2 separate regions of the Homo sapiens genome follow, and region 2 is linked to region 1. Evidence: read pairs that join two places in POLR2A ChIA-PET (ENCODE). Cell type or tissue: A673. All regions are shown on one strand. Links, peaks and the distances in the headings refer to the core of each region. The heading gives the core; the rest is flanking DNA. Region 1 overlaps USP32 (ubiquitin specific peptidase 32). Region 2 overlaps APPBP2 (amyloid beta precursor protein binding protein 2).

Region 1 (16,340 bases), core at 3,794-11,793:
GGCCCCATCTCTAGAAATAATTTTAAAATGGAGCAAGGTATGGTGGCATGTGCCTGTGGTCCCAGCTACTTGGAAGGCTGAGGCAGAAGGATCACCTGAGCCCAGGAGGTCAAGTCTTTAGAGAGTTGTGATCACTCGACTGCACCCCAGCCTGGGTGATAGAGCAAGTCCCTGTCTCAAAATAATAATAATAATAATAATAATAATAATAGTAATTACAATTATAAAATGATTGTTTATCCACACAAGACTTAGAGCTTATGACTTTTGTATTTTGCTTTTTGCTTATTTTGGTTTTAGAAAAAGTTAGAGGGTTCTAAAATATTTTTTCACCTACTGATCATTTACATGATCAGTGTTCTCCTGCTCAGATCCTAGTGCTATACCCTGGCCATAGTACAGTTAACTGCTAACATACCTCCACTCTCTTATCTCTTACAGTGCCATTCAGGAATTCTGGGTGGGGGCCATTACGTCACTTATGCCAAAAACCCAAACTGCAAGTGGTACTGTTACAATGACAGCAGCTGTAAGGTAAACATTCTCAGTCTTTGAATGAAAGTTAGAAACAGAATATCAACAGAACTGGGGAACATTTGTTGAAATAATGGACTATCTCTTGAATAGGAAATAGATATTTCTGTTAGAATCAATATATAGATGCTGTCAGTATTAAAGGAACAAAAGTTATATGCAGAGTAGGGAATGAAAACATGAGTAGTGAGGAAAAATAAAGAGTTAGTTGACTGGGTGCAGTGGCTCATGCCTGTAATCCCAGCACCTTGGGAGGCTGAGGCAGGCTTAGGAGGTGGATCACTTGATGTCAGGAGTTCAAGACCAGACTGGCCAACATGGTGAAACCCCATCTCTACTAAAAATACAAAAATTAGTTGGGCGTGTTGGCGCGTGCCTCTAATCCCAGCTACTCGGGAGGCTGAGGCAGGAGAATGGCTTAAACCTGGGAGGTGGAGGTTGCAGTGAGCCAAGACTGCGCCACTGCACTCCAGCCTGGGCAACAGAGCAAGACTCTGTCTCAAGAAAAAAAAAAAACAGGAGTTAGTTAATGCAAAAACTCCTATCTTCTAGACTGTTAGAATTTGATGGGGTTGGGCCGAACACGGTGGCTCACGCCTGTAATCCCAGCACTTTGGGAGGCCAAGGCAGGCGGATCATGAGGTCAGGAGATCGAGACCATCCTGGCTAATATGGTGAAACCCCGCCTTTACTAAAAGTACAAAAAATTAGCCAGGCGTGGTGGCACGCACCTGTAGTCCCAGCTACTCGGGAGGCTGAGGCAGCAGAATCGCTTGAACCCAGGAGGCAGAGGTTGCAGTGAGCTGAGATCGCACCAGTGCACACCAGCCTGGTGACAGAGCGAGACTCCATCTCAAAAAAATAAATAAATAGAATTTGATGAGGTTTTAGGTCATTCTTTTTTGACTTGTCTATGGTCAAAATATTTTCCCCAAAGCAAACATTGGAAATAATGGGGCTCATCTTAAAGGGGCAGGTGTGAGACAGCCAAACTAGTGAGCTTATTGGAAGCAATCAGGTTTAGTAATTACAGAGGGTTGGTCTTCCCTTTCCTGGCAAGGATTTAGAGCCATAGTAGTGATGGCTTTTTGTTAAAGGTTTTTCTTGCCCTTTCAGGAACTTCACCCGGATGAAATTGACACCGACTCTGCCTACATTCTTTTCTATGAGCAGCAGGGGATAGACTATGCACAATTTCTGCCAAAGACTGATGGCAAAAAGATGGCAGACACAAGCAGTATGGATGAAGACTTTGAGTCTGATTACAAAAAGTACTGTGTGTTACAGTAAAGCTACCACTCTGGCTGCTAGACAGCTTGGCGGTGAGGGAGATGACTCCTTGTAGCTGACATTTGGCAAAAGCGTCACTGAAAGGCAAGCTAAATGTAGTTATTTTATCCTGTGGCCCTGAAGCACAAAATAAAAATTCTAATTAAAATAGTTAACTTTAAGAGTAGTAATCATTTTATTTTGAAGTCTCATACAAGCTCTCCGATAGAGAACTTTCAGGCAGATCCCACCATTAGCCTGTAAACAAAAGGTTTGGCACCAGCCACCTGGGACCAAATAAGAATTCAATTGTGCTTGTCCAGATATGAACAAATATGTAGTGAGTATAGAGTTTACCATAATCATAACAAATATTAAAGATTTCCTTGGAGTCAGAGTAAAAAACAAACAATTATAATGTTGTCTAGGGACGACATGATATGCTACCTCCTTTTTCCTGAAGTTTTATTCCATTATATTGACAAGATGGAGAAAGCAAGATCACGAAGGTGTGCAAATGATTCTTAAGGCATGGACGAGGATTTTTCAATTTATTTTTTAAACTGTTTCCATACCCTTTCTTTGTCTTTCTTGCTTTTTGTTTTTGCCGTTGTATTTATGTTTGAGACACAACCAGTCATTGGTGGCAGGGGCATATAGTGGTCAGTCTGAAAGGGAGGCTCTCTTAAGAGCTGTGTGCCTTCCACCCAGAGCCTTGTGGGAGACCCAGTAGAAAGAAACAGCATCCTGGGAAATCCAGCTACCATGGCCCTCCCAGTGGAGGCATCTTACATTTAGGATACTTCAAGTATCCTCAGAAATGTATTCTGCACCCCCGGCCCCACCCATGCTGAGGGAAGGGGAGCAGTTGCCAATATTTGCACCATCTTCACATGCACCTGTTGCAACAAGAGCTTCTGGGAAGGTAAGTGGCATTGGAGCTAGATCACGTTTCACAATTAGTGGTTGTTCTTTTCTGTGTTTGTCTTGCACTTTAAAAAAGAGAGAACACATGCAAATGAACTTGCTTGTGTGTATTTGATGGCTCTAAGGGCTATAAATTACAAACAAAACACATCCCAGACATTAGGAGTTCATAAGTGTATTTAATGAAATTGGTGGTTTTAGGAAGTCAACTTTAGTTTTGCTTTGTTTGCATGTCCACTAATTTTTTTATTTTGATATTTGTCTTTTTTTTAAATTTTACAGTAGTCATCGAAAGTTATGTTTCTTTGCTTACTTCATTTTTTTCTCTAATCAAGACTGGAACAAAAGTATAAATATTATTTATTTCAGGTAGCATTTTTTTCGTGTAGTTTTTTAATATATACTTGAAGGAAATGTTTCACCTTATTTTTGGTCTTTGTTTATTCATTTAGACCCTGCAAGTTGATTCTCATTAATTGTCAGATTCCACTACCCTTTCTTCCTCATAGATAGTAATTACCAATGTAACTAAGTATTTGTGTTCTGATATCTGAGGCCAGTAACTATTAATATCTAGTTCTCAGAGCATTTGGAAAGGTTATCTTAAATGGCTACCTAAATTGAAATCCTTTTCAGAAAAAATATAATTGCAAGTAGGTAGGACTGGCCTAAATTGTCTAATGTAATAAAGTCAGACAAAATGCATACTTTATAGTTTCAAGATTTTCAGTATATAAAATCTGTCCATTCCCATTAAAAAGTGGAAGATTTTAAATAATTTCTTTACAGATGTTTTATTTAAGCAGGTAGCTCAATCTACTAATGTTGTTTGATCTGTGTTTGTTATACTGGTTGTAATTAATTTTTTTAATTCATGAACTAGCAGAAAATTTATTAAATTAACTATTAACTACATTCACCTTGTAAATTACTGTATAAAACTTGTTGACAATGCACTGACTTTAGAAAGATGTTAATGTACATAAATAGAGTGTAAATAAAATAGTGTTGATGTACCGAAATATGAACTGTATAAAAAGTATTGGTAATTGTATATGGGGTGTACCTGTTTATCTGTAACTAGTATACAAACAAATTAAATACTGTGGATGCCTCCATGTGCCGTTTTTCCTCATACAAGTAAACACAGAAAGACAAATTCTTCAGCCTCCCTCTCTGTGATCCTGTTTTAATTCTCCTACTTGAATAATTTCTTTCTGACTTACAGAGGGGATGCTTCATCTCTGAGGTTGGAAACTCTGTAGAGCAGGATTCCCAAACTCCTGGGCTACAGACCAGTACCATCTGTGGCCTGTTAGGAACTGGGCTGCACAGCAGGAGGTGAGCGGCAAGCTGTATTTAGAGCCGCTCCCCCTTGCTCCCATTACCACCTGAGCTCTGCCTCTGTTAGATCAGCAGCGGCATGCCATTCTCACAGGAGAACGAACCCTATTGTGAACTGTGCCTGCTAGCAATCTAGGTTGTGTGCTCCTTATGAGAATCTAATGCCTGATGATTTGAGGTGGAGCAGTTTTATCCTGAAACCACTCCCCCCATCCCCCAGTCCGTGGAAAAATTGTCTTCCACAACACCAGTCCCTGGTGCCAAAAAGGTTGGCAACCACTGATGTAGAGTGTAGAACAAGATCCCTCCAGTGACCAGGTGACTTTAAACATGGCTCACATCCCTTTTAGAAAGTTATGGCAGGGAAGCAAGTAGAGAGCAGGTGGTAAACTGAGGATTGGTGCCTACATTGGTACCTACAGTGGGTCCTACGGTCATTTTTGTGCAGATCAGGAGATGAGGTGAAGAGAAGGAAAGCTCATTTGCATAATGCCTTGAAATGACCCTAGGTTTCTAGGGAGCACCGAGAAACCAGAGATGTCCCTAGTCGTCTGTCTGGGAGATCCAAGGAGACAGTTGGCAGTGTTGAGAAGAGATGAAGGTGACAGCTGTAGGTCCTTCACCCTCAGCTTCTATTTGTTCACCTATAAAATTAAAATACCGAACACTCAGGCTTGTAAGAATTAAATGAAGGACACAAATGCCTGGCACAGTTGCTTGGTAAGTGCTCAATCCAACGATACTCAATCCTATTTTACAAAGAGGGTTTTTTTTGTTTGTTTTGTTGTTTGTTTTTTTACCTCCTTGCTATTCTGATGCTAAAAGAGTTTAATAGTCCTCTGTTCACATTTTCCAAAAACGAGAATACACATTAAAAATGCATAAAATGGACCAGGCGCAGTGGCTCACGCCTGTAATCCCAGCACTTTGGAAGGCCAAAGCAGGTGGATCACCTAAGGTTGAGAGTTCAAGACCAGCCTGACCAACATGGAGAAACCCCGTCTCTACTAAAAATACAAAATTAGCCGGGCGTGGTGGTACATGCCTGTAATCCCAGCTACTTGGGAGGCTGAGGCAGGAGAATTGCTTGAACCCGGGAGGCAGAGGCTGCAGTGAGCTGAGATCACGCCATTGCACTCCAGCCTGGGAAACGAGCGAAACTCCGTCTCAAAAAAAAAAAAAAAATGTATAAAATGAAACATGTTCAATCAGCAGCAGTGGCAGCTTGTTTAAGGAAAGGAACAAACAGAAAATTAATACAGAAAGTCAAAAAATGAAGCACAACTCTTTTAAGTGCCAGTCTGTTTTTAGGTTTCCTTTTTTTTTTTTTTTTTTTGAGACGGAGTTTCACTCTGTCGCCCAGGCTGGAGTGCAGTGGCGCAATCTCGGCTCACTGCAAACTCCAACTCCTAGGTTCACACTTTTTTTTTTTTTTAAATAGAGACAGGGTCTCTGTTGCCCAGGCTGGAATGCAGTGAGGTAATCATGGCTCACTGCAGCCTCAACCTCCCAGGCTCAAGCAATCCTCCCACCTCAGCCTCCCCAGTAGCTGGGACCACAGATGTGCGCCACCACACCCAGCTAATTTTTGTATTTTTTGTAGAGATGGGGTTTCACCATGTTGCCCAGGCTGGTCTCGAACTCCTCGGCTTAAGCTATCTGCCCACCTCAGCTTCCCAAAGTGCAGGGATTACAAGTGTGAGCTGCCATGGCTGGCCAAGGCTGTCTTTTAAAAAGCTAAAAATGGGCTGGTTCAAGACCAGTCTGAGCAATATGGTGAGACCTCATTTCTACTAAAAAAAAAAAAAAAAAAAATCAGCTGGGTGTGGTGGCCCATGCCTGTAGTCATCCCAGCTACTCGGGAGGCTGAGGTGGGAGGATCGCTCGAACCCAGAAGGTTGAGGTTGCCTTGATTGTGCCACTGCATTCCAGCCTGGGTGACAGTGAGACCTTGTCTCAAAAAGCCTCGGAAGGACTGGCCTAGGGAGATGGGCAAGCATTTTGTTTCTAGTTTCTGAATGGCCCTATGCGTTGAGAGAGGTCTTCGGCCTCCCAGCCTCCCTGGCTGAAGGTGGTGAGTCTGCATGGAGTCTCTCCACCACTTGGTGGCATTGCTCACAGTGACTTCTTACTTCTAAACACCATTGAATTGGAGCAAGTAGATGATTTGCCACATTTTTCCCAGCTAGTTTGGAGGCTGAGTACAGAATTTTACTGGGACACACCAGAATGTGTAAGTTGGGGAGTGGCGATCCCAGTTTCTCTTGATAATGTACCAACGGCTTCCTTAGTATTGAAATCACAAAGACAGAAATGCACACACCTCTATGATCAGAGATCCATACAGGAGAGAGCAACAAAAAGAGGCCTTTTAAGTTTGCCAGACTTCCTGACCAGTGGGAAGCAAGAGAGTAGATAAGTGTGCAGCAGTCACAAACCCAGGCCTATAAGAACCTGGTTGGGAATAGAATGTAAGAGAATGGGGAGCGATGGGGACTCTAGTGTGTTCTAGGCACATGCCCATCTAAAGGCTCCATGTGACTGTTGTCCTGCAGGAATGTGGGCCCCAGTGTTCACCAAACCTTTTGTTTTGTTTTGTTTTTCCCATGAAGAGAAGCCAGAAACCCAGATATTAATACAAAGTATCCAGTTTAGAAGTGTTGGTAAATTTTTTTAACTTTGAACATTGTGCTGCCCAAAGAAGGTATCTGCAAGCCAGGTACAAACCAGCAGTTCATGCCCTCTGGTGAGCAGAAAGGTCATAGACTTTGAGCCCATTATGTCGGAGGTCACATTCTAGTTCTGCTGTTGCAACAGCTGTAAACGAAAGTTTTCAGATTTCTAACGCCCAGTGAAAATACCACTTCATTTCCAAAGGTTATTAAAAGGAATAGATCATGTATGTAAGTAGGCACAGAGCTTGCCACCTATTAGGTACTCAAAAGCATTCTTCCCTCACTTAAGGAAACAATACAGGCATAATATAACAATAATGTTATGTTCAAGTTCATTATCAGGAGGCATACACCCAAACAATAGGGGAGTGAGCACCTACCACGTACAGAGCTCTCTGCTAGTTTCTCTGGGGGCAACAGTTCCCAACCTGGCAATTCATCGGCATCATCGGAATCAGCCAGCAGCTTGTTGGATATGCTGAGTCCAGAGTCCTGCCCATATTACACCTAATGTTCTGTGCCTATTACACCCAGATTTATGAGATCCTCCTCTCCCATGCAGTCCAAGAATCTGCATTCTAATAAGTTCCTCAGAGGAAGCTCTTTCACAGCCAGTTTGCACTGGTCTGTGGGTTGGTCATTTATGGAAACCACTGCTCCAGGGAATGAATCATTATTTCCAGTCTCATTAGGGAAAGATGATATGCATATGCACACATGTAAGGAGTGACAGTAATTAGCCAAAAGCTCTGTAGACATAATTGCCTCTGATGAAGTGCTGACTGATGACATCAGACACTAGGCTATTGACAGTGTACCCCAGGGAAATGCAAAAGGGAAGCGAACTGCCTCATAAAGTGAGATTAGGATTACTGGGTCAGAAATGTGGAGAGGGTGATTCAGATGGACAAAGGAGCAGAGGCAGGATTCAAGTGATGCGTTTCAGAGGCAGTGCAGCCTGTTTGTGCTGAGTGGAAGGTGCATGAGGAACATAGTAGACTGTAACAGGAAGGCAGGAGCTGTGAAGGCCTTTGAAGGTCAGGCCAGTTGTAATAAAAGTATTTCACATTGTCAGGTATCTTGGGATAGTTGCCAAACATTTTTCTATGGTTTGTATAAATACATATCCATTTTATTTATGTATTTATTTATTTTAGTTTTTTTGTTTGTTTGTTTGTTTGTTTTTGAGACGGAGTTTCGCTCTTGTTGCCCAGGCTGGAGTGCAATGGAGCGATCCCAGCTCACTACAACCTCCGCCTCTCAGGTTCAAGCAATTCTCCTGCCTCAGCCTCCTGAGTAGCTGGGATTACAGGCATGAGCCACCACACCCAGCTAATTTTGTATTTTTAGTAGAGATGGGGTTTCTCCATGTTGGTCAGGCTCGTCTTGAACTCCCAGCCTCAGGTGATCCACCCACCTCGGCCTCCCAAAGTGCTGGGATTACAGGCGTGAGCCACTGTGCCCGGCCTATTTTAGTTTTTTTTTGAGACGGAGTTTCACTCTTGTCGCCCAGGCTGGAGTGAAGTGGCACTATCTCGGCTCACTGAAACCTCCACCTCCCGGATTCAAGTGATTCTCCTGCCTCAGCCTGCCAAGTAGTTGGGATTGCAGCCGCACGCCACCACACCTGGCTAATTTTTGTATTTTCAGTAGAGACGGGTTTTCACCATGTTGGCCAGGCTGGTCTCGAATTCCTGACCTCAGGTGATCCACCCGCCTCAGCCTCCCAAAGTGCTGGGAATACAGGTGTGAGCCACCACACGGCACATATGTATCTATTTTAGACCATTTTATTATAAACATAAGTTCTGTTTGCTGTAATTTCTCTCTTTTTCATATTCACAATCCACTTTGGCTGGAATTTCTCTTGATAACAAACTTTAGACCTTACCAACAAGCCCAAGAGGAACTCACAGATGGGTGCTAGGCTTGAAATGCCCCAAGAAGACTGAAGGAAGTGGAGGAGGAAGAAAAAAGGAGGCAGAAGGGGGAAAACCTAGAAGAGCTCTGGACAGGGAGGAGGCATGCCAGAGAGAGGAGCCCAGTCACAGCTGAGTGCAGCCCAGGAAGGAAAAATGTGCCTGGTTGGAGGAGTTGTCCAAGGACCTTGGGGATAAGGGGACGGGGCTTCTCTGCTGATCTGATGGTTTTTTCAGTACCACCCTTCAGTTATCTGTAGCAGGATCCTCTGCTGCTGATGGCCAAACCTCAGTGCCCACTGGGATTACAAACTGGGGAGGAAGAGGGGGACTTCCACATTAGGGATCAGCAGGGAGCCTCCAGAATGGAGTAGGAGATACCTACGGCCATCATCAGAGGCTGCCGCAGCCCCAGGTTCAGAGCAGTCATCTTAGCTGATGCCATGGAAAGCAGTAGACCAGAAGTCCAGTCCGCAGTGTTTGCTCAGCACTTGGCAGAATTGTATGACCTTGGGGGTCACTTGCCTTGTCCGCGCCTCGGTTCCCCCTGTGAATATTGAGCGAGTTGCATTAGGTCAGTTGTCTTCAGCTTTTATTTTGAAACAACATTGAGACCCGACCCTTTCTTCCAGCCATTCCAGCCACATTTACCTGAAGGACCCATAGCTAAAGCAGATGAGGTTGGAGTTACTCCGGTTGAAGTGACAGTGGGGGGTGTAGTGCTGCCTGGGCAACCGCTGTGGATTGGATGTCTGCTAAAGCACCTGTCACCTCTAAGCATTCAGAAAGCCAAGCACACAGTGCTCCAGTAGGGTCTGAGGAGCTCCCAGAGAATTGTCTCCAGCAAGAGGAGTTGACAGTGCTCCCAGGAGAACACTCTCATTTGGTCTGCTAGAAATCATGGCCACAGGGTGGGCCTTTTCAAAGGCCATTTTGCTACTCAGTATACTGGGTAGCCAGCTAGAGTGAAGAAGCCACAGGGAGTGCCCGGAGCAGTCAGCCTGCTGCCTGGCCTCTGTTCCCTGGACATCCATAGGGAGCAGCCCCAGGGCCTGTGGCCTTTCATTGTTGTGCCAGCTGGAGAAAGTTACTGCTGCCAATCCTTGTTTGCAGAGCTCTCTGCAGCACAGAGCTGCAAATAAACATCCTCTCACTTGGGGAGGGATGGGGGAAAGGAGAGGGCTAAATCATCCAAAACACGTTCATTGAGTATCTACCACTTAGCTTAAAGGATAGTCCTGAGCTTGGAACCAGAAGAAACGCTGGAGATGGGCTTAGACATTTACTGGACTTCTATCTGCCAAACCCCATGCTATGCATGTTTCACTCGTGATTCGTAAATGCTCACCACAGCTCTATGAGGGATGCATGATCACCCTTTTTTCTAGATCAGGAAGCTGAGGCTCAATCAGGTTAAGTCACTTGCCTGTGGTGTCACACAGATGGAACATTTCTGAGCAGGATTCAAACCCAGGTTCATCCAGCTGCTTCTTTACCACCCTACCTCCCCCTGAACTGGAGTCTGTGATCCACCACTTAGCAACTCCTGGCACAACGGTAGTCACCCTGAGCCTCAGTGGGCTCATCTTTGACAAGGGATCAGGGTACCATGACCATAGCTACCTGAGAGGCTTGTAATAAGCCCTGAATAAGAAAGTGAGTGTGGAACCCTTTACAACCAAGGACACTTGTGCAAATGCAGTGTGTTGTTACGTAAGGAGAGGAAGTGGGTGTCCCCAAAGCAGCTCCTCCTCCTCTTCCTGGAAGATGATGTAAATAAAGAGTCATGCAGGCCTCTTGATGGAGAGTGATGTCTTAGGTTTGTTCTATTCGCTTCTGATGGCCCAGGGACCTTAGCAGCTGGATAGAAAGAAGAATTGAGGGGGATTAGATGGGGAGATAGGACCAGGGAGAGAGAAAGGATTCTGGATTGAGTCAAGCAAAGACTGTAGTTCCAAACTGGACTTTGGAGTATCTGATAGTATCTTATCAGAGATTTAACATGGGTGTGATCATTTCAGAGGTGGGATGGGAAGGACAGGAGTCCAATATGCTATTGTTGTAAAGGCGGCCACCAGCCACAGCAGCCATGAGAATCTCGTGCTCCCCACTGGCCCCCTGCCAGACCGGGCTACCTGACTATGCTTCATCCACTGAGGACAATGCCTTCTCCCTTAAACTGGGGCCTTTTCCTTCCTGGCCTTTCCTGGGAAAGGAGAGAACAATTGAGTCTGATCATTTATCCTCAGCTGTTTATGCCCCAGTAGCGTGGGCTTTAAACCAAATACCACATGTCCATCTGGACACCATGGCAGGCTCATCACGTGGCCGACACACTCCCTAGCTGCCTGCCCCGCTCCTGCATTCATTCAACCCTGACTCTGCAGCGTTCCAGAGCAGCCCATTGTTTTTTCCCCTGGGATTAAGAGCCCAACTCTGGTTTTCTCATCTCTCCTCTGGATGGTAGTGGAAATGTTAGGCCTCAATCCAAAACTGATATGTATTCAGAAAAAAAGAAAGAGAAAGAGAAACCAGTCAGGCCTAATTTGAACTGGGGAAATAGCCAGTGTAAATTTGGAGGAAAATTCAAACTCCATAGCTGACTTGAAAATTGTCAGCATTGGCCGGGGGCAGTGGCTCACGCCTGTAATCCCAGCACTGTGGGAGGCTGAGGCAGGTGGATCACGAGGTCAGGAGATTGAGACCATCCTGGCTAACATGGTGAAACCCCATCTCTACTAAAAATACAAAAAAATCAGCTGAGCATGGTGGCGCATGCCCGTAGTCCCAGATACTTGGGAGGCTGAGGCAGGAGAATTACTTGAACCCAGGAGGCAGAGGTTGCAGTGAGCCGAGATTGAGCCACTGCACTCCAGCCTGGTGACAGAGCAAGACTCCATCTTAAAAAAAATAAAAAAGTCAGCCTCCAGGGCCTGTACCCACCCAGATGGTACCCCCTTGGGAGGGGGCAGCATCAGCACCATGCCTGCAGAGGCTTAGGTGTAATTGTGTTTACGTTGATAGTTTATGCCTGTCTGGAGCATAGGCCAGCTCCGGCCCCACTCCCTGAAGCATCACCAAATTCCAAGCAGTAGTATCTCCATGAATCTGCGAATCTGCTGTTGCTGCTGCTGCTGCTGCTGCTGCTTTTTTTTTTTTTGAGACAGAGGGAGTCTCTCTCTGTTGCCCAGGCTGGAGTGCAGTGGCATGATCTCAACTCACTGCAACCTCCGCCTCCCAGGCTCAAGAGATTCTCCTGCCTCAGCCTCCCAAGTAGCTGGAATTACAGGCATGCACCACCATGCCCGGCTAATTTTTATATTTTTAGTAGAGATGGGGTTTCACCATGTTGGCCAGGCTGGCCCCAAACTCCTGACTTCAGGTGATCTGCCCACCTTGGCCTCCCAAACTGCTGGGATTACAGGCGCGAGTCACCGTGCCTGGTTGTGAATCTGCTTCCACACTGGCTGTGTTTTCCTGGTTATAGCAGCCTCAGGCTCAGTGAAAGGTCACTCGCTGTAATGACTCAGGTTTCATTGGTTCTCCTTTATCCCCCTGCAAAGACCCACTCTCCCTCAAAGTACTGATGGCAGCCTCCAGAGGGTATCTCAAGTGTGCTCTTCAACTAGTCCTTTCAGCTGCCACGTGGTGTCCTCTGAGAGGGACCACCCGATCTTCTGGGCACCCCTCACCCAACGTGACCACTGCCTCTAGGCATTGCCTCCCAGGCAGGACACCAGGGGCCAGAGTTGCTCACTGCTCCCTTCACACTCCACGAAGGCTTTCCCAAAGCAGAGCTGTTCGTATTTCCACAAAATCACCTTCCCCACCTCCCCACCGAAAAAAAAAAAAGAAATCACCCTTCCCCACCCCCTCCCAAAAAAATCACCCTTCCCCACCTGCCCCCCCAAAAAAAGAAATCACCCTTCCCCACCTGCCCCCCCAAAAAAAGAAATCACCCTTCCCCACCTGCCCCCCACAAAAAAAGAAATCACCCTTCCCCACCTGCCCCCCCCAAAAAAAGAAATCACCCTTCCCCACCTGCCCCCCCCAAAAAAAGAAATCACCCTTCTTCACCTCCCCCCCAAAAAATAAAAAGAAATCACCCTTCCCCACTTCCTCCCACCAAAAAAAGAAATCACCCTTCCCCACCTCCTCCTCCCCCCCGAAAAAAAGAAATCACCCTTCCCCACGCCCCCCCAAAAAATAAAAAGAAATTACCCTTCCCTTTTCCACATGCGGCTTCCATTCTCCTTATGCCCCTGGTGTGAGTCCCAGAGGCTGAGTGGTTGCCACACTGAACTCAGAGTCCCTCCTCCCCTACATCTCTACATCTCTACATCTCTACATCTCTGAAGCTTCACTTGGACCCAGCTTGTCATACCCAACCCTATTCCCTTAAGAGAGGTGTCTCGCAGGAGGCCACTGAGGCAGTAGACCCAGGCAAGTCTGTCCTGTCATGTTGTAAGCAGCTCCTGATGTGGCTTGACCTCAGGGGCTAAACGAGGATACACAGCTTCATCTAGAGTAGAATGAACCCCGATTCAATAGCCTCATGGAGACTGGGGACAGACCAGGCAGCAGAATGGAGGTGCAAAGCCACCTAGGGCTCAAGGACTGGGAAGACACATGGAGCTAGGGAATAGCAGAATCTGAGAATCAAGCACCTTGTACACCCAGATCCCACATGTGGAAACCGCTGTTCAAGCTGTAATGATACCAGGTTGACTGTGTCAGCCCCTGAAGGAAAGCTGGCATAAATAGAGCCTGGAAAACCAGGCTTATCTTTGCCCAATGGGCAAGGTAAATATTTAGTCCCAGCCCTGGAATGGTGCCTGGTAGTTCCATTCTTTGCTATCATTTTTCCTTTTATTCACTCGTGCTGCAAACATTTGCCACCTGCCCTCCCTCTCTGTGGCCAGCCTTGGCCTGGGCACTTCGATGCTCTGATGACTAAGACGTGATTCCCCATTCTTTTCCTCAGGGACTCTTGCTGGGGGAGCAGACAAGGAGCAGAGATCAGGTCAGGCCTCACAGGCTGGGTCTTGGCTAGCACGTAGACTTCACAAGAGGAAGCAAGACTGCGGGGAGTGGTGGGGGAGAGCGCTCCAGGGCTAGGGTCAGCACACATCCCAGCGTCCTTGACTGGCCTGGCGATTTCTGCACCCATGCTTCCCTGTAAGCGTCCATGTAGAAACACAGAACAAGAAACACTTGGAGGCCAGCAGCACTCAGTATAAGGGAAGCAGCAAGGACTGCTGGGTTTGCAGATCTGGGTTCAATTCCCCATTTTGTCATTCATTCGCTGGCAAGGGACAAGTTCCTTTACCTCTCAATTTTCTTCAGAAAAGCAGTACAATGTAGCAATTGTAAGTGTGCGGACTCAAGTATCAGAATTTCTGGGTTCAAATCTCAGCTCTATTTGTTTTTTGGGGGGTTTTCTTTTTGTTTTTTGAGATGGAGTCCTGCTTTGTCACCCAGGCTGGAGTACGTTGGCACCATCTCAGTTCACTGCAACCTCCACCTCCCAGGTTTAAGCAATTCTCCTGCCTCAGCCTCCAGAGTAGCTGGGATTACAGGCACATGCCACCATGCCCAGCTAATCTTTGTATTTTTAGTAGAGACAGGGTTTCGCCATGTGGCCAGGCTGGTCTCGAACTCCTGACCTCAGGTGATCCGCCCCCCCCTTGGCCTCCCAAAGTGCTGGGATTACAGGCATGAGCCACCGCACCTGGCCAAATCTCAGCTCTATTTGTTAGCCTTATGTCCTGTGTATTTCGTTTCCTCATCTGAAAATGAAGAAAATAGACATACTCATCTCTGACTGTTATTCTAAGGATTAAGTGCTATATAAAGCACAGCAAATAATTTTGCCAGATGCAATAGAAATTAGTTTCTTGAGGAATGTGTCAATATCTAGCAATTTTACATAGGCATTTACCCTTTGAACCAGAAACTTCACTTATAGAAATCTATCCTAAAGACACACAGTCAAAAATTCAAGACGGGCATGGTGGTTCATGGCTGTAATCCTAGCACTTTAGGAGACAGAGGAGAGAGGATTGCCTGAGCTCAGGAGTTTAAGACCAGCCTGGCTAAATGGCGAAACCCCGTGTCTACTAAAAATACAGAAAGTTAGCCCGGCATGGTGGCAGGTGCCTGTAATCCCAGCTACTTGGGAGGCTGAGTCAGCGAGGAGGAAATCTACAGGCAGATGGGCCTCCAATGCCCTCCCAGCTGCCCTGCCCACAGGAAGCCCAACACCAGAATCACACAGGAGGGAAAACCCCTTGATCAGTCTGTTATCAGTTACTAGAAGGTGTGCCCCATTAGGGAGGGAGGTGACCGGGAGGAGGAAGGAGTGGCAGCAGGCCTGGGCTGTCAGTCTCTTTCTCTTGCCCACCCTTCTCTCTTGGCTTCAGTCTTCCTCTTATAAGTGGGATGGAGGTAGGGTCACCAGACCTAGTAAATAAAAGTACAAGACAACCAGTTAAATTTAAATTTCAGGTAAATAACAAATAATGCTCTGGTGTAACTATGTCCCATGTAATTTAGGGATATACTAAAAAAAAAAAAAAAGAGATTTGTTATTTATCTGACATTCAGATGTAACTGGGCAGCCTGTATTTTGTCTAGGTGAACCCATCTAGACAAAACTGAAGCCAAGGGTGGGGACAGGGGCAGGCACTCATCCTGTGCTGGGGGAGCCTGCAGCAACTCTACACAGGATAGGCTTGTGGGAGGCAGAGCCAGGGACAGAGCCAGAAGCAGAGAGATGGACATGTGTGTAATCCCACGGCTCCTGGGGAAGGGGGAGAGGAAGCGTTAGAGGAAAATGAAATGGGAAATTGGTCCCCAACCCGATCAATCCCCACAGTGAGAAAGCAGGAGGAGCCCTGGCCGAGAGCCCCTTCTTTCAGGGATGTGGGCTCAGCCTGACTCTGAACTCTGCACCTGCTACCCCCTAAGGCAGGACATAAGAACTGCAGGGCAGTCCTGGGGCTCAGAGGGCCCCCTTTTCTCCCTCTGATGCTCTGGGTGACCTTAGACAATTCTAGGTGAAGGTCAGGCTGGGAGATCTTCCTCTGTAAACTGTTCTGTGTACGGTTGGGACAGAGTGCTGAGGGATGTCCCTAAGTGTCTGGGCAGAGAGGTGGCCCCTTGAAGGGTCTTAAGTTTTCTCCCTTGGATAGGAAAGAACTGCCACCAACCACAGATCAGAGTTCATTATGCATCACTCTGCATAATTCCAGCCTCCGCCCAGTGTTCCCTACTCCCCACCTGTGGGTCTTGCCTGTCCTTCATTGCCCTCTCCAATAAAAAGAATCATCATAATAATTATAAATTATTGAATATCTCCTCTTGTCCCGGCATCTTGTTTCATCTTGACAACAAGCCCATGAGGTAAATGCTGTCATCACCCCCATTTCACAGATGAGGAAACTGAGGCTCAGAAAAATGAATTAAACTACCAAGGGCACCTAGAGAGTCAGCAATGGAGGGGGATTCCACCCCAGGCCGGTGTGAGTCTGGGCTGCATGCCCGGATGTTTCTGCATTCCTCTCTTGGCTTCTGTGTCGTAAACCTGGTGCTCCTGTGCCTGCTGTGTCTGCCTGCCCTACAGTTGGGAGTCTCGGAGGAAGAGCCCAGACTAGGATTTTCCTCCCTAAAT
Region 2 (16,340 bases), core at 38-8,037, 270 kb before region 1:
AAAACTATTTAAGAGTTTAAAAGAGTTGCATTCTTATTATGTAAGGATGATTTTAACAACTTTTTAATATGTAATTCTTCCATGTGGAGGTATTCAATACTGTAGTGTAAAGAAATTTTATGCGGAAAATCTTTATATGCAGTATAGAAAAGTTAACACAAGTACTAATAAAAGAGGGACATCCCGACTTACGTTTTTCTACCTTGCCCAGATAAGTGGATACAACCACTCTATATTACAAGGAAAGGACTGTCAGATTCATCTGAACTGGACCAGTGTTGATCTGTAATGTAATAGAAAATCTGATAGACCAGCACTTCTGACTTTTTTTTTTTTGGTACAACAATGCAAGATGCTCTGATAGCATTTGCTAACAGGACCAGGAGGATCTAAAAAGGACCAGCCTAATGTAGAAGGTGGTTACTTGGACCAGAGGCTTTAGATTATTATTTTAGATCCTACATATACTTTTATCAGTAGAATGATTTCATTTAGATGTATAATGAAAAAGGATAATGCAAAAATTATGTAATAGATACCAAATTAGGGAAGTTTGGCAATTTCAATGGCATATTTTTAGTCAAGGTACACAGATGGCAGTGCCATAAGCAAGTCTATAAATATCGGCTGCAGCCATCCCCCTCATTTTAAATGTTGCCCTAATAATCAATGCAGTTAACAAGTATATTGGCTGTGTGTCATGAAATAGTTCATGTTCAGATGGAAATGTTAGGTTACTGTATGGTTTATGGAGATTAATGAAAATGAATGCCCAAAAATAAGTCTTAGAAAATCCTCCATTTTTATGGTAAATAGTAATACAACTAGGTCATTTCATTTGAAATCTAGGAGTCAAATGGAAAGATCCCCTAATAATACACCTATTTCACTAACTTGTCTTTCTGTTTATTGGGTTTTGATTTGATTTTTTGTAAGCCAGTCAGGTTATTTAATGATGAGGTAATAATCAAATTTAAGAATTTGTGACATGTAGCAATTCAAGAAACAAAAAGGTATTTTGCTGTTACCTCAATTCTTACTGTAGTAGCCCATCTGATGCTTCTATAGTTAAGAATCTGGGTTCCCCCCCTATTTTCAGGGGTTCATGACTTGGCTGTTAAAGATGTTGCTCCTAGCTAATGCTTGGAGTAGTCTGTGGGTGAATGGATGTGTGTTGAATTTTAGTTTTCTTTTAACATGCATGTTGGGTGAGAGGGGAAAAAAATCTAAGCTGTCTGCCACATTGAGTACAGAAAAGTTGTAGATTTCAAATTTTATTAATATTTTAAGCACTTTTTTGAACTTCCCAACCTTGTTTGAAGCTGTTATTTGCAGTCCTATTAGTTTTGAGCCATTGCATTTAAGTTCCCTAGGAGGGGGTTGGTTGGGGGATGTACTGAAAGAGATGAAGCAAACCCACACCCTAAGATGGTAACTGTGTGATTTAGAAACCTGAGTTTACTCCTCAAATCGAATTATTTTCTTTTTAAATTTTGGAAAGAGTAAATTGACGTACTTGCAGTTTATGAAGCTGCCCCCCACCCCTCAGTTAATTGCAGTCTAATGTCAAGAGGCACTTCTTTATTAATTACCAAATAGTCTTTGTGACCAAGGACTAACATTTTTAAGTTACTCAGCTCTATCCTCATGGGCCTATATATTTAATACCTCCAAAGATATTTTCAGGATAGGCTTTGTATACTTTTATTGGTTATTTAGAATCCAGTGGTATGTTTGTGGTATAGGAATGTCATGGTAAATTGTTTTTCAATAAATATTTTGAAACATGTTTCCATATGAAGTTTTTTTTTCAATCTGTATTTTTTGGTTTTGTGCACATACAGCATTTCCTAGGATAAAAATAAACAAATGACTTACAGCCTCATCCTCCCTAACTCCATTTGAACTCAACTTAGCTCACACTCAGTGATAAAACAACATGGTATGTAGAAGCCTAGGATCACAGGGTGATAATGTCAATTGGCAGCCAGTTGTGTTTTTTTGAAACATCATTATTGGCAGTTTCTCCTTATCACCACTGCTTTAATGTAGTTTTTTTGTAAATCCATATACTTTAATGCATACACTCTAGCTTAAGAAAACATTGCCATTTTGGTTAGGGATATGACTTAATGTGCTATTATTTCTGGTTCTAATGAAGAATAATACCCTATGACTTTAAGTGTAAGATTCATCCTTTAAGTAGGGATGTTTAGGATAAGTTAGATGTGTGCCACTATGATTTATTGGGTTTCTTAAAAATCTTGAAGAAAATAATAAAATTTATCTCACAATAAGTTAACTTGCGCAAACTTTTTACATATGGTGAGGTGCGTAAGGAAGCCCTGGCCAACTTAAAGATTTTTCTGGAGGTTCAGCAAAGTTATGTTAAATTAGGGGCCTTTGGTCTCATCCTTCTCTGACTCTTCTACCCAGTCTTTTCCTAAAGTTCGGTGCTACTCCAGTTGGGTGCATCAGGGAGCTCCGTCAGCACTCGCATGTGTCGCTCAGGTGGCCACTCATGCCTGCATTCCATTTAATAGAGTCAATTGGAATTTTTAGAGCATAATCTTTATGGATCCTCAAAGCTGACTTTGCCAAAGGGATTGAGACCCTTACTACCATCAAATCTCTGTCTCTGCTTGGTTAAAAATTGGCTCACTATTGCTTTGTAGTAACCCCTGCCCAGGTATTTTTTCACTTGTGAAAATAATTTGAGAAAGACCTTTGTTCCTAGCCTGTTGGGAAAAGTTTATAATTTTATGAAAATTAAGTACAGAGGCTGCGATCTTAGAAATAATGAAGGTGCCATTTGGCTGCTCCTTAATAGTGCAGACAGAAAACTGCAGTGAACACATGCCAAAACATGATTGAAGCCTTTGGCTGAAACTTTATACATAGAAATAATGATTTGCTCATAACAGGTATCATTAACTGCCACTTTTTATGTTTTCCCTAGAATTTGTAGCCTTGCTGCTTGCTTTTCTTCTGGGTGGCAAAGTTACTACTGGAAAAACACTATAAGTACAAAGTTTTTGGGGTTTTATCTTTGCTTTAGAAGTGGATGTGTACTTCACCTCTTGGCTGTGGAGGAACTTAGTTGCCAGGAAATTTTTTTTTTTTTTTTCAGACGGAGTTTCGCTCTTGTTGCCCAGGCTGGGAGGGCAATGGCACCGTCTTGGCTCACTGCAACCTCCGCCTCCCGGGTTCCAGCGATTCTCCTGCCTCAGCCTTCCGAGTAGCTGGGATTACAGGCTCCTGCCACCACGCCTGGCTAGGAAATTTTTTGTTGTTAATATGACATTTGGATTAATCTCCAGCTTCAACAGTACTTCTTTTGTCCATAAATCTCAGGAATGTTTTAGGCAGAAAACTGGTTTTACCCTGTTGATAATCAGAAGGAGTGTGCTTTAGGATTTATTGCATAATACTATTCTTTAATTGCAATCCTAGGTATCTATAGCATGAGTGGCCTTAGTGAGTTTGTTGAAGTGCACATGTTTTTCAAGAGTAAAATTTAAGATTAAAAATATATCCTATATATAGATATCTAGAAAACTTGGTTTGTGGTGCACAGTTAAGTGTTGGATCACTAAATAACCATTGCAGGTACCGTTTGTGTAACATTACTCATTTCTGTATATTCCTTTTATGGGAAGATATTTTGCCATGGTAACTAAAACTTTTCAGTTCTACTTTTATGATGTGAATGAATGCTACGTTTTATTAAATATTACCAGGTCAGTACTATTTTTATACTTTATTAAGCAACAGGGGATTTTAGTTTAATAGGCTCAAAATAAAAAGTTCTTAATGGAACAGTTAAAAACAAAACACTAACAATCTTTACGTGAAAATCCCCACTAATAGTGCCACAATAATTTCTATAGAAATATCTAAGGTCATTAAATAGATTTTTGAAGACGGTTCTTCATTGTGTCAGGATGACCTTTCATATCATTCTCACCAACTTGTAGTGCCCACCGTTATTTGTAACTATTAAACCATACTAAGTATGTTTGTAACCAGCATTGTGATATATTCTGTACTTGTATTGCTAAAAATGAATTATTGACCTAATAAATATAGTGTTCCTGCATTCATAGTGTATCTGTTTCCAATTTGGTTTTGATTGCTTTTGGTTGGGATTAAGCTTTGCAGACTGTTTTTATTAGAGAACAGTGTGAGAGAAACTGTTGGAACTAGAACAAAAGTGCTCTTGTTCAAGAAAATTAAGATGTGTGGCAGAGGAGGCGCATGGTAACATCTGGAGATTGTGCTGATGAAAAGCACTTGGAAAAAGACAAAGCACTGCATTAATGCAAAGGGATTTTTTAGTCTTTACAAAAGTATACCATTCTTTTAAGAATCCTCTCACTCTAAAGGCTGAAGATGAATGATGAGACCTGGTAAAGTTCTGCTGGAATAGTGAAGAAAAGCCTAGATTGGAGTTTCAGTTCCAGCTGTCTCTGAACTGGAAGATTCTGAGTTACGTCATTCCAGCCCTCTTTGTGTTTTATTTCCTCACATGAATAAGGGGGTAAAATCAGGTCTTTAAAAAACTTCACCATGAAACAGCATAAATCTGAAGGACTCAGAAACCAGTTGTAGGAAACGAAGCCATATTTTTAAAGATTAGGAAGAAAATATTGTAGACAAAATCCCACCATCACTTGGAATATAGTCAGCACCAGCTTCACTGCCTGCCACCTTCAGTGATACTGAATTTAAAAATGTTTCTTTTTACATCTCCATGACTGAACCTCTGAACATGCGATTTCGTCGTCCTTGTGGAATGCCATTTCCTGGATAGTGTTGCTCATCTGTCAAGCTCAAAGATCAAGGGAACCCTTCCCTTAAAGTTTGAGTTGCCACTTGGTATTAATGCAGCATTTTAGAGCTTTGTGAAAGCAATTACCATATGGCCATATAACTTACAGTGTTAAGACTCTTTCCAACTTGTAAACTTTGCTGATCTGTGTATTCAACATAGAGTTTATCCTGTGACAGATACTGTCCTGAGTGTGTTAGCAAACCACACTCAGTTACTTTAAGCGCACATTTCTATAGACAAATGCCCATTAGGATGGCTATTACAGAAAGTAAGTGTTGGCAAGGATGTGCAGAAATGAGAGCCCTTGTGCACTGTTGACAGGAATGTAAAATGCTGCATCTGCTGTGAAAAACTATCACCTGTGCTCAAAAAATTAAAAACAATTACTCTTATGATCCAGCAATTCAACTTCTGGGTATAGATCCAAAAGAATTGAAAGGGTCTTGAACAGATATTTATATACCCGTGTAGCAGCATTATTTGCAGTAGCCAAAAGCGAAAGCAACCTAAATGTCTTAACAATGCATGAACAGATAAATATGGCAGGCCAGGCGTGGTGGCTCATGTGTATTCCTAACTCTGGGAGGCAGGCCGACGCAGGAGGATTATTTGAGCCCAGGAGTTCGAGACCAGCCTGGGCAACAAGGTGAAATGCTGTCTCTACAAAAAATACAAAAAAATAATTAGCTGGGCGTGGTGGCACACACCTGTAGTCCCAGCTACTCAGGAGGCTGAGGTGGGAGGATTGCTTGAGCCCAGGAGGTTGAGGCTGAGTGAGCCGTGATCACACCACACTGCACTCCAGCCTGGGCAAGAGAATGAGAACCTGTTGATAAATACGGCATATACATACAGTGGGATATTATTCAGCCATAAGAATATACGAAATTCTGACATAAGCTATAATGTGGACAAACCTTGAAGACATTATGCTAAGTGAAATAAGACAGTCACAAAGAGTATGATACTATTAGATGATGCATCTAGAGTAGTCAAATTCATAGAAGCAGAAAGTAGGATAGTGATTGCCAGGAGCTGGGGATAGGGGAAAATGGGGAGTAGTTGCCTAATGCAGGGGTCCCCAACCCCCGGGGATCTGTGGCCTGTCAGGCACTGGGCCACGTGGCAGGAGGTGAGCAGTGGGTGGGTGAACGAGCAGAGCTTCTGTATTTACAGCCCATCCCCATCACTTGCCTGAGCTCCACCTCCTGTCAGATCAGTGGCAGCATTAGGTGAACCCTATTGTGAACTGCACGTGTGAGGGGTCTAGGTTATGCACTTCCTATGAGAATCTAATGCCTGATGATCTGTCACTGTCTCCCATCACCCCCAGATGGGACTGTCTAGTACAGGAAAACAAGCTCAGGGCTCCCACTGATTCTACATTATGGTGAGTTGTATAATTATTTCATTATATATTACAATGTAATAGTAATAGAAATAAAGTGCACAGTAAATGTAATATGCTTGAGGCCAGGCACAGTGGCTCACACCTGTAATCCCAGCACTCTAGAAGGCCAAGGCAGGCATATCACTTGAGCTCAGGAGTTCGAGACCTGAACATAGCAAAACCTCGTCTCTACCAAAAAATACAAAAAATTAGCTGGGTCTGGTGGTACATGCCTGTGGTCCCAGCTGCTCAGGAGGCTGAGGTGGGAGGGTTGCTTGAGCCTGGGAGGTTGAGGCTGCAGTGAGACGTGATTGTGCCACTGCACCCCAGCCCGGATGACACAGTGAGACCCTGTCTCAATTTTTTAAAAAAATTTAATGCATTTAAATCATCTCAAAAGCACCCCACCTCTCCCTGCTTCCGATCTGTGGAAAAACTGTCTTCCACAAAGCCAACCCCTGGTGACAAAAAGGTTGGGGACCACTGCACTAATGGATCTAGAGTTTGTGTTTTGTGTGATGCAAAAGTTCTGGAGATTGGTTTCACAACACTGTGAAAATTAATACTAGTGCATTTTACATATAAAATGGTTCAGACAGGGCTGGGCGCAGTGGCTCATGCCTGTAATCCCAGCACTCTGGGAGACTGAGGCGGGTTGATCACCTGAGATCAGGAGTTTGAGACCAGCCTGACCAACATGGTGAAACCCCATCTCTACTAAAAATACAAAAATTAGCCGGGTGTGGTGGCGGGCGCCTGTAGTCCCAGCTACTAGGGAGGCTGAGACAGGAGAATTGCTTGAACCCAGGATGCGGAGGTTGCAGTGAGCTGAGATTGTGCCACTGCACTCCAGCCTGGGTGACAGAGCAAGACTCCACCTAAAAAAAAAGAAAAAAAAAAAAAGATATATATATGTATTGTTCAGACAGTAAACTTTATGTGTATTTTATAACTATATATTATATATTTTATATATAATATATAGTTCAGACAATAAATTTTGTGTATTTTACAACTATATATATAATATATATTGTTCAGACAGTAAACTTTATGTGTATTTTACAATAATTTTTAAAAATCAGACTTCACTTTGCACAAGCAGTTAAATATGATGCATAAGTTTGAAAAAAATCTGTGAATGATCACTTCCAGAAAGTGCCTTGAAAAACCTCTAGTGTAATTTATTTTTGAATTAGAACTTTTGTGTAACAAGTGAAAGTTGATTTGCATTTAAATTCTTTCCAAGTACAGAATCAGGCTTTTTCATTCCTGCTGCTCTTTAAATAGTTTGAGTATTTTTCTTTCCTGTTACGTAATGACTGATTATTTCTCTCTATGAGCTAAGAATGACCCAGATGTTGCCTCCTGTTTCACTTAGCTATGAGGTGCGTGTTTCTGTTTTGTTTTTAGACAGGTTCTCACTGTTGCCCAGGCTGGTTTCAAACTCCTGGATTCAAGCAATCCTTCTGCCTCAGCCTCCTGAGTAGCTGGGATTACAGGCTTGAGCCACTGTGCCTGGCTCAAGAATAGTTATTTTTCATTTCTAAACGTTCTATTTTTTTTCAAGTCTGTATACTCTTTTCCTATCACATATTCTCATGCCTGTAATTCCAGCACTTTGGGAGGCCGAAGCAGGTGGATTGCTTGATGTCAGGAGTTTGAGACCAGCCTGGGCAACATGGCGAGAATCCGTGTCTACAAAAAAACATTTTTAAAGTTAGCCAGGCATGATGGTACATGCCTGTAGTCCCGGCTACTCAAGAGGCTGAGGCAGAAGGGTCACTTGAGCCCAGGAAATCGAGGCTGCAGTGAGCTATTATCATGTCACTGCACTTCAGGCTGGGTGACAGAGTGAGACCCTGTCTCAAAAAAAAAAAAAAAAAAAAAAAGGCTCGGCGCGGTGGATCACGTCTGTAATCCCAGCACTTTGGGAGACCGAGGCGGCCAGATCACGAGGTCAGGAGAGCGAAACCATCCTGGCTAACATGGCAAAACCCCGTCTCTACTAAAAATACAAAAAAATTAGCCAGGCATGGTGGCGGGCGCCTGTAGTCCCAGCTACTGGGGAGGCTGAGGCAGGAGAATGGCATGAACCCAGGAGGTGGAGCTTGCAGTGAGCCGAGATAGCACCACTGCACTCCAGCCTGGCGACAGAGCAAGACTCTGTCTCAAAAAAAAAAAAAAAAAAAAAAAAAGCAAATGTCTGTTTACAAAAACAAGAAAAATCAAAAAGACAGAGCCTTGTGTGTGGAGGAGTCAAAAAGCTTGGGCAGTCAGCATCTCAACTCAACTAAGTCAGCCCCTAAGCCCCTGTTTTCTTTTTCTTTCTTCTTCTTCTTGTTTTTTTTTTTTTTTTTTTTTGAGACAGAGTCTCGCTCCGTCACCCAGGCTACAGTGCAGTGGCACAATCTCGGGTCGCTGCAACCTCTGCCTCCTGGGTTCAAGCAATTCTCCTGCCTCAGCCTACTGAGTAGCTGGGATTACATGCACGCACCGCCAAGCCTGGCCAATTTTTGTATTTTTAGTACAGATGGGATTTTGCCGTGTTAGCTAGGCTGGTCTCGAACTACTGACCTCAAGTGATCCACCGACCTTGGTCTCCCAAAGTGCTGGGATTACACATCTGAGCCACCAAGCCTGGCCATAGCCTGTTTTCTTTGTAATGGGGAGAAGGAGTTTCCCTCACAAGTTTGACACAAAAATCCAGTGAGAATGGATGCAAAACTCTGCTATTTCTCTTCAGTTACATATATTTGTGATAATTATTATAAAGAGGAAACTTCGGGTGACTCCTGAGAGACTGGGGTGGGAGTGGGTCAGGCAGTAGTTAGTCACTACATTCGCGGTTAGGAGCCTCTTCCATTTAAAACTCGAAACCACCATCAGAGTGAACAGGCAACCTACAGAATGGGAGAAAATTTTTGCAACCTACTCATCTGACAAAGGGCTAATAGCCAGAATCTACAATGAACTCAAACAAATTTACAAGAAAAAAACAAACAACCCCATCAAAAAGTAGGCAAAGGATATGAACGGACACTTCTCAAAAGAAGACATTTATGCAGCCAAAAAACACATGAAAAAATGCTCATCATCACTGGCCATCAGAGAAATGCAAATCAAAACCACAATGAGATACCATCTCACACCAGTTAGAATGGCGATCATTAAAAAGTCAGGAAACAGCTGGGCACGGTGGCTCAAGCCTGTAATCCCAGCACTTTGGGAGGCCGAGGCGGGTGGATCACGAGGTCATGAGATTGAGACCATCCTGGCTAACACGGTGAAACCCCGTCTCTACTAAAAATACAAAAATTAGCCGGGCACCATTGGGCGCCTGTAGTCCCAGCTACTCTGGAGGCTGAGGCAGGAGAATGGCGTGAACCCGGGAGGCGGAGCTTGCAGTGAGCCAAGATTGCGCCACTGCACTCCAGCCTGGGTGACAGAGACTCCGTCTCAAAAAAAAAAAACAAAAAAAACTGAAAGTAAAACTTTAGGGAAAGTACCCTTTATTCTCTAAGGAAAAGGACCCTTCTCGAAGGCTCCGATAGTGAGGCACTTTCTCTAGGATGAGCCTCACCCCTAAGGCAGCATAGGCCAAGGTATGATTTGGGGATTTCCACCAAGGCTCCCCACTTCCCAATAGCCTCTCCAACAACCTGTTTCTGGTGTTCCCAAGTCCACCATTATACTTTTGGGTAGAGATACTTTTAAAAAATAAAAATTCTAGAAGAAGTAATACATTTTGGTTAGGCGCAGTGGCTAATGCCTGTAATCCCAGCACTTTGGGAGGCTGAGGTGGGCGGATCACCTGAGGTCAAGAGTTCGAGACCAGCCTGGACAACATGGTGAAACCCCATCTCTACTAAAAATACAAAAATTAGCTGGGCGTGGTGGCGGGCGCCTGTAATCCCAGCAACTCTGGAGATAGGGCAGGAGAATCGCTTGAACCCGGGAGGCAGAGGTTGTGGTGAGTGGAGATTGCACCACTACACTCCAACCTGGGTGACAGAGTGAGACTGTCTTAAAAAAAAAAAAGAAGAAGAAGAAGGAGAAGAAGTAATACATTTTAGTCTTGAGGGTTATTTCTATCTTGTGAGAAATGAGTGTGTGGGCCAAGAGTAGGTGAAACATATGTCGTTGGTATGTAGGAAGTGCGCTGGCCTGGGGGACCTCAGGTCTGAGTTGTCGTTCCAGTTCTGCCATTGACTTCCTGCACAACCTTGGAGAAGTCGCCTTTCTTCTTGGGCCTCTGTTTTCCCCTCTGAACGAGGAGGTGGTTGGTCAGAATTCTCTGTTTTGGGTTGGTTCATTCATTAAAAGTTTGCTAAGTACCTATTATATGTTGAATACTATTGTAATTGCTTTGGATACAGCAATGAACAGGACAGACAAAAATCTCTAACCCTGTGGAACTTACATTCTAAGGGAAGAAGACAGTTAATAAACAAGAAATACAATAATTGACCGGGTGTGGTGGCTCACGCCTGTAATCTCAGCACTTTGGTAGGCGGAGGCCAGCGGAGTTTGAGACCAGCCTGGACAACATGGTGAAACCCCGTCTCTACTGAAAATACAAAAAAATTAGCCAGGCTTGGTGGCGCGCTCCTGTAAGCCCAGCTACCTGGGAGGCTGAGGCAGGAGAATCGCTTGAACCCGGGAGGCGGAGGTTGCAGTGAGCCGAGACTGCGCCATTGCACTCCAGCCTGGGCGACAGAGCGAGATTCCGTCTAAGGAAAAAAGAAAGAAAGAAAGCTTCAAAACCAAGCCTCACTTGTTGTCCATTTTTGCCTTTATGCGTCCCGATTGTTCTCAAGGTTGATAAACGAACCCCTGGCTCCCTTCTCTCATCTTCATCTTTTGCACACGCTGGTTTGCACATGTTGGTTGAAAGAACAAGGCTGTAGTGTCTCACAATTCCTCTAGGTGGCAGTGCTGCCTTGACTACTGGGGATACTTCGTGTTTTTGGACTGTTCCCAAAACAGCCACATTTCTGAAATCTCTTAGGAGTAGAAAACATTGGAAAGCCCATAGTCATCATGGACACCCTCCAGCCCGGCTTCCCTTCTCTCTGAAATCCTCCCTGCTTTGACAAAACTGTCAGGGTCTAGCCAAGCCAGGCTGGCCCCAGGCCTATGCCTTGGCCGTCTCATCTTGCCACTTCCAGGAGGCGATGACTCTAAGGAGGAAAGAAATGGCGCTTCCTCCCCGCTTCCCCCATTCATGCTTCCCTGAACTCCTTCTTCGAGACTAGATTGATATTCATTTTAGCCTTGTCAGTCTATGACGATACTTACTTCTGAACACAAATCGAGGGAGGGAGGGAGAAGAGTCACACACATCTGCCCTGGCCTCTCCTGCTCCAGGGCAGCCCTGCACCCTATATGCTGCTGCCTCAGGCAGAGCCCTGGAAAATATGTCATTTGTGTTTTTGGGGAATGTTTGGACCTACTTACCCTCCTGGAAATGATAAAAGTTCACAAAATTTGGAGGAAGAAGAGGCGAGAACGATCCCCGAACCGAGCAAAGCCCGCGCGCCGCTGCATCCTGCGCCCAGTGCCTACGTCTCAATGCCATCGTCGCCGCCACCATGACCAAGAGAAAGGCTGAAGGGGATGCTAAAGGAGATAAAGCCAAGACGAAGGACGAACCACAGAAAAGATCCGCGAGGTTGTCTGCTAAACCTGCTTTTCCAAAGCCGGAGCCCAAGCCTAAAATGGCCCCTGCAAAGAAGGGAGAGAAGGTACCCAAAGGGAAAAAGGGAAAAGCTGATGCTGGCAAGGAGGGAATAGCCCTGCAGAAAATGAAGATGCCAAAACAGATCAGGCACAGAAAGCTGAAGGTGCTGGAGATGCCAAGTGAAGTGTGTGCATTTTTGATAACTGTGTACATCTGGTGACTATACAGTTTGAAATACTATTTTTTATCAAGATTTATAAAAATGCAGAATTTTATTTTACTTTTTTTTTTTAAGCTACGTTGTTAGCACACAGAACACTTCATTGTTGTTTTTAGGGGAAGGGGCATACGTCACTAATAGAATGACTCCGAAGCTGGATTGATATGGGGAAAACACCTTTCCCTTCTAGTTTTTAGAGACTTCCTTTTGGCTCCCAGGAGGAGGGATTCCCTGGCTTTGATACACATGGCCACCTTGGCACAAAAGGCTTGCGGTATGGAAAAACAAATTTATTTTTATGTCCTCTTCTCCCTTTCCATCTTTCAGCATAGACTTAACTCCCTTAAGCCCAGACGTCTGTTGGGACCTGACCCCTAGTCATTGGTTACCAGTGTCAGGCAATCTGGACTTTCCAGATGCCACTGAGATGGCACCTGTCAAAAGAGCAGTGGTTCCATTTCTAGATTGTGAATCTTCAGATAAATTCTGCCATTTTCATTTCACTTCCTGAAAGTCAAGGTTGGTTTGTGAAAAGTTAACAGCATGCTGAATGTGAAATATCAACCCTCACTCTAAACTTTCCCTGTTCAGAGCATCAGATGAAGACTTCATTGGGTTTTATACTGGCTTTCTTTTTGGTAGTCCACTGAAGAATCCAGGGAGTTTGAAAGTTGTTGTATACTGTTAATGATTGTCTGCCCATGTCCTGCCTGAAATACCATGACTGTTTATGGAAAGTATCTTTAATAAAGCTGGATACAGTTTGGCTTGGAAAAAAAAAGTTCACAAAATTTGCAGCCTGACAATGCAATAGAAAAAGAAAAACTCGCTCTTGGCTTTCGGCTTGGAGGAGGCCAAGGTGCAACTTTCTTCGGTTGTCCCGAATCCGGGTTCATCTGACACCAGCCGCCTCCACCATGCCGCCAAAGTTCGACCCCAACGAGATCAAAGTCATATACCTGAGGTGCACCGGAGATGCCACTTCTGCCCTGGCCCCCAAGATCGGCCCCCTGGGTCTGTCTCCAAAAAACGTTGGTGGTGACATTGCCAAGGCAACGGGTGACTGGAAGGGCCTGAGGATTACAGTGAAACTGACCATTCAGAACAGACAGGCCCAGATTGAGGTGGTGCCTTCTGCCTCTGCCCTGATCATCAAAGCCCTCAAGGAACCACCAGAGACAGAAAGAAACAGAAAAACATTAAACACAGTGGGAATATCACTTTTGATGAGATCGTCAACCTTGCTCGACAGATGGAGCACCGATCCTTAGCCAGAGAACTCTCTGGAACCATTAAAGAGATCCTGGGGACTGCCCAGTCTCTGTGGGTTGTAATGTTGATGGCCGCCACCCTCATGACATCATAGATGACATCAACAGTGGTGCTGTGGAATGCCCAGCTAGTTAAGCACAAAGGAAAATATTTCAATAAAGGATCATTTGACAACTAGTGAAAAAAAAAGAAAAAGAAAAAGAAAAACTCATTTTCTGGGGAGAAATTCAAGCTGGCAGCAGAAATTGGCATAAGTAAGGAGGAGCCAAATGCTAATCCCCAAGACAATGGGGAAAATGTCTCCAGGGCATGTCAGAGACCTTCTTGGAAGCCCCTCCCATCACAGGCCCAGAGGTCTAGAAGGGAAAAAATGTTTTCCTGGGCCAGGTCCAGGGCTCACCTGCTGTGTGCAGGCTCAGGATTTGGTGCCCTGCATCCCAGCTGCTCCAGCATGGCTAGAAGGGTACAGCTTGGGCCATAGATTCAGAAGGTGCAAGCCACAAACTTTGGCAGCTTCCACATGGTGTTGAGCCTGTGGATGCACAGAAGTCAAGAATTGAGGTTTGGGAACCTCCACTTAGATTTCAGAGGATGAATGGAAATGCTTGAATGTCCAGGCAGAGGTATGCTGTAGGGGTGGAGCCCTCATGGAGAACCTTTCCTAGGGCAGTATGGAAGGAAAATGTAAGGTAGGAGACTCCACACAGAGTTCCCACTGGGGCACTGCCTGGTGGAGCTGTCAGATGAGGCCCACTGCCCTCCAGACCCCAGAATGGTAGATCCACCAACAGCTCACCATGTGCCTGGAAAAGCTGCAGACACTCAATGCCTGTGAAAGCAGCCAGGAGTGGGGCTGTATCCTGCAAAGCCACAGGGCTGGAGCTGCCCAAGACCATGGGAACCTATCTGTTGCATCAGCATGACCTCAGTGTGAGACATGGAGTCAAAAGAGATCATTTTGGAACTTTAATATTTGACTGCCCTGTTGGATTTTGGACTTGTATGGGACCTGTAGTCTCTTCATTTTGCCCAATTTCTCCCGTTTGGAATGGGTGTATTTACCCAATGCCTGCAACCCCATTGTGTCTAGGAAGTTACTAACTTGGCTTTTGATTTTACAGGTTCATAGGCGGAAGGGACTTGCCTTGTCTCAGATGAGATGTTGGACTTGAACTTTTGGGTTAATGCTGAAATGAATTAAAACTTTGGGGAACTGTTGTGAACGCATGATTGGTTTTAAAATGTGAGGATATGAGATTTGGGAAGGGCCGGGGCGGTATGGTATGGTTTGGCTCTGTGTCCCCACCCAAATCTCACCTCTAATTGTAATAATACCCACATGTTGTGGGAGGGACCAAGTGGGAGGTAACTGAATCATGAGGGTGGGTTTTTTTCCATGCTGTTCTCATAAGTCTCATGAGATCTCATGGTTTTATAAAGGGGAGTTCTCCTGTACACACTCTCTTGCCTGCTGCCATGTAAGATGTGACTTTGCTCCTCATTTGCCTTCTGCCATGACTGTGAGGCCTCCCCAGCCACGTGGAACTGAGTCAATTAAACCTCTTTCCTTTATAAATTACCCAGTCTCAGGTATGTCTTTATTAGCAGTGCGAGAAAAGACTGACACATGGGCTCAAGCGATTCTCCCACCTTAGCCTCCCAAATAGCTGGGACTACAGGTGTGCGTCACTATGAACAGCTAATTTTTTTGTAGAGATGGGGTTTTCCCATATCGCCCTGGCTAGTCTGGAACTCCTGAGCTCAAACAAACCTCCACCTCAGCCTCCCAGAGTGCTGGGATTACAGGCATGAGGCACCATGCCCGGACTTAAAGTGTTTTAAACAACAAGTAGAACATGACCCAGGACAAACAAAACACATCAGTAGCCTTACTTTAGTGTGCAGGCTGTGGATTTGTGACTGATGGCTCGAGCCACCATGTTAGCTAAGACCATCGGTGTTGTTTCCTCTTTGGTCTCCTGCCTCTAGCCTCGCTCACTTCCATGCACTTTGCTCACAGTCACCAGAGCATCTCCCCAATACCGTAGTGACACCCATTCATTCCACTACTTGACACTTCCCTTACCACTGCCCATCCCAAGCTACCCACAAAATGAAGTCCAGACAATGCAGGCGGGCTGCCAGGCTTGCCATTCTCTGACCCCAGGCTCCCTCCCTCCCCACCTGTGTGCTCCACTGGCAAACACCCAGCTCCTTTGTTAACTCCCCGGAGGCCTGCCCCAGTCACCTGTATTTACCCTGCTGTCGTGTCTTTTCTATGTCTGTCTGCTCCACTAGACTGTGATGGTCCTTGACAAAGTGACCACATCTTATTCATCTGTGCATATGTGGGGCACCTGCCACTTAGAAGGTGGCTGGCAAATATCTTTTAAACAAATTTAAAATGTACGAATGATGACTGTTGGTCAAGTAAGGTAGAACTGTCATAAGAATGTTTATTTCCCACCTCATTTATTCCTAATTAAGACCTGAGAATCTTTTTGATAAGGACAATTCTTTTCCCTTTTTGGTCTCCATTCCCCGTGCTCTGAGAGCCAGGACAAGCGGGCCCTTTGTCCCAGTTGGTCTTCTTACGGTTCAGTCTCTGGAGTTTCTGGGGCTTCCTTTATCCTCTTCCTCTTGAGTTTTGGTTTTTGAGAAAGCTCCCTTAAAGAATCTGAAAAAGAGAAGGTCAGAGACAGTCCCAATGACATCACAAATAGTAAGAATCTCAGTCTGTAATACATGGGGGGTGTTGTAGGGGCAGAGAGGAAGAATAGCAAAATCCTATCTTACTTCCCACCTATATCACTTAGTTTTTTCTCACAGAAACCCAGTAGAGAGATGGCATTGTCCCCAATTTACAGATGAGGACTGTCACCCAGGTCCAGGGTAAAGCAATGACCTGCCCAAAGTCTTACAGCAAGTTAGGGGAAGAGTC

Evidence for each region. ChIA-PET counts read pairs that join two places held together with the same protein. Peaks named below come from ENCODE experiments on the same cell type or tissue, not always from the same donor. Only the 100,000 strongest peaks of a DNase experiment are listed, where the experiment ranks them.
Region 2: POLR2A ChIA-PET joins it to region 1 with 7 read pairs; 1 of 35 experiments calls an interaction of 5 or more read pairs at or near these places.

The regions. Positions count from the first base shown.
Region 1 is chr17:60,164,739-60,181,078 of GRCh38, reverse strand. It overlaps USP32 (ubiquitin specific peptidase 32), which reads left to right. Exons shown (of 34, transcript NM_032582.4): 33 at 442-534; 34 at 1,651-3,752. The coding sequence ends at 1,824. It also overlaps a transcript of CA4 not described here and the pseudogene FAM106DP. Among named protein-coding and RNA genes, the nearest start is that of CA4, 23 kb to the right of the region's middle. RefSeq lists an enhancer at 14,788-14,867. In A673, for the core only: a CTCF peak has its summit at 6,162 (motif pointing right); a DNase peak (open chromatin) is centred at 7,598.
Region 2 is chr17:60,430,917-60,447,256 of GRCh38, reverse strand. It overlaps APPBP2 (amyloid beta precursor protein binding protein 2), which reads left to right. Exons shown (of 13, transcript NM_006380.5): 13 at 1-4,099. It overlaps CHCT1 (CHD1 helical C-terminal domain containing 1), which reads right to left. Exons shown (of 6, transcript NM_181707.3): 6 at 15,831-16,076. The coding sequence ends at 15,991. It also overlaps the pseudogene RPL12P38 and the pseudogene HMGN2P42. Among named protein-coding and RNA genes, the nearest start is that of CHCT1, 17 kb to the right of the region's middle. In A673, for the core only: no CTCF peak of the experiment used is centred there; no DNase peak of the experiment used is centred there; H3K27ac peaks cover 1,178 bases.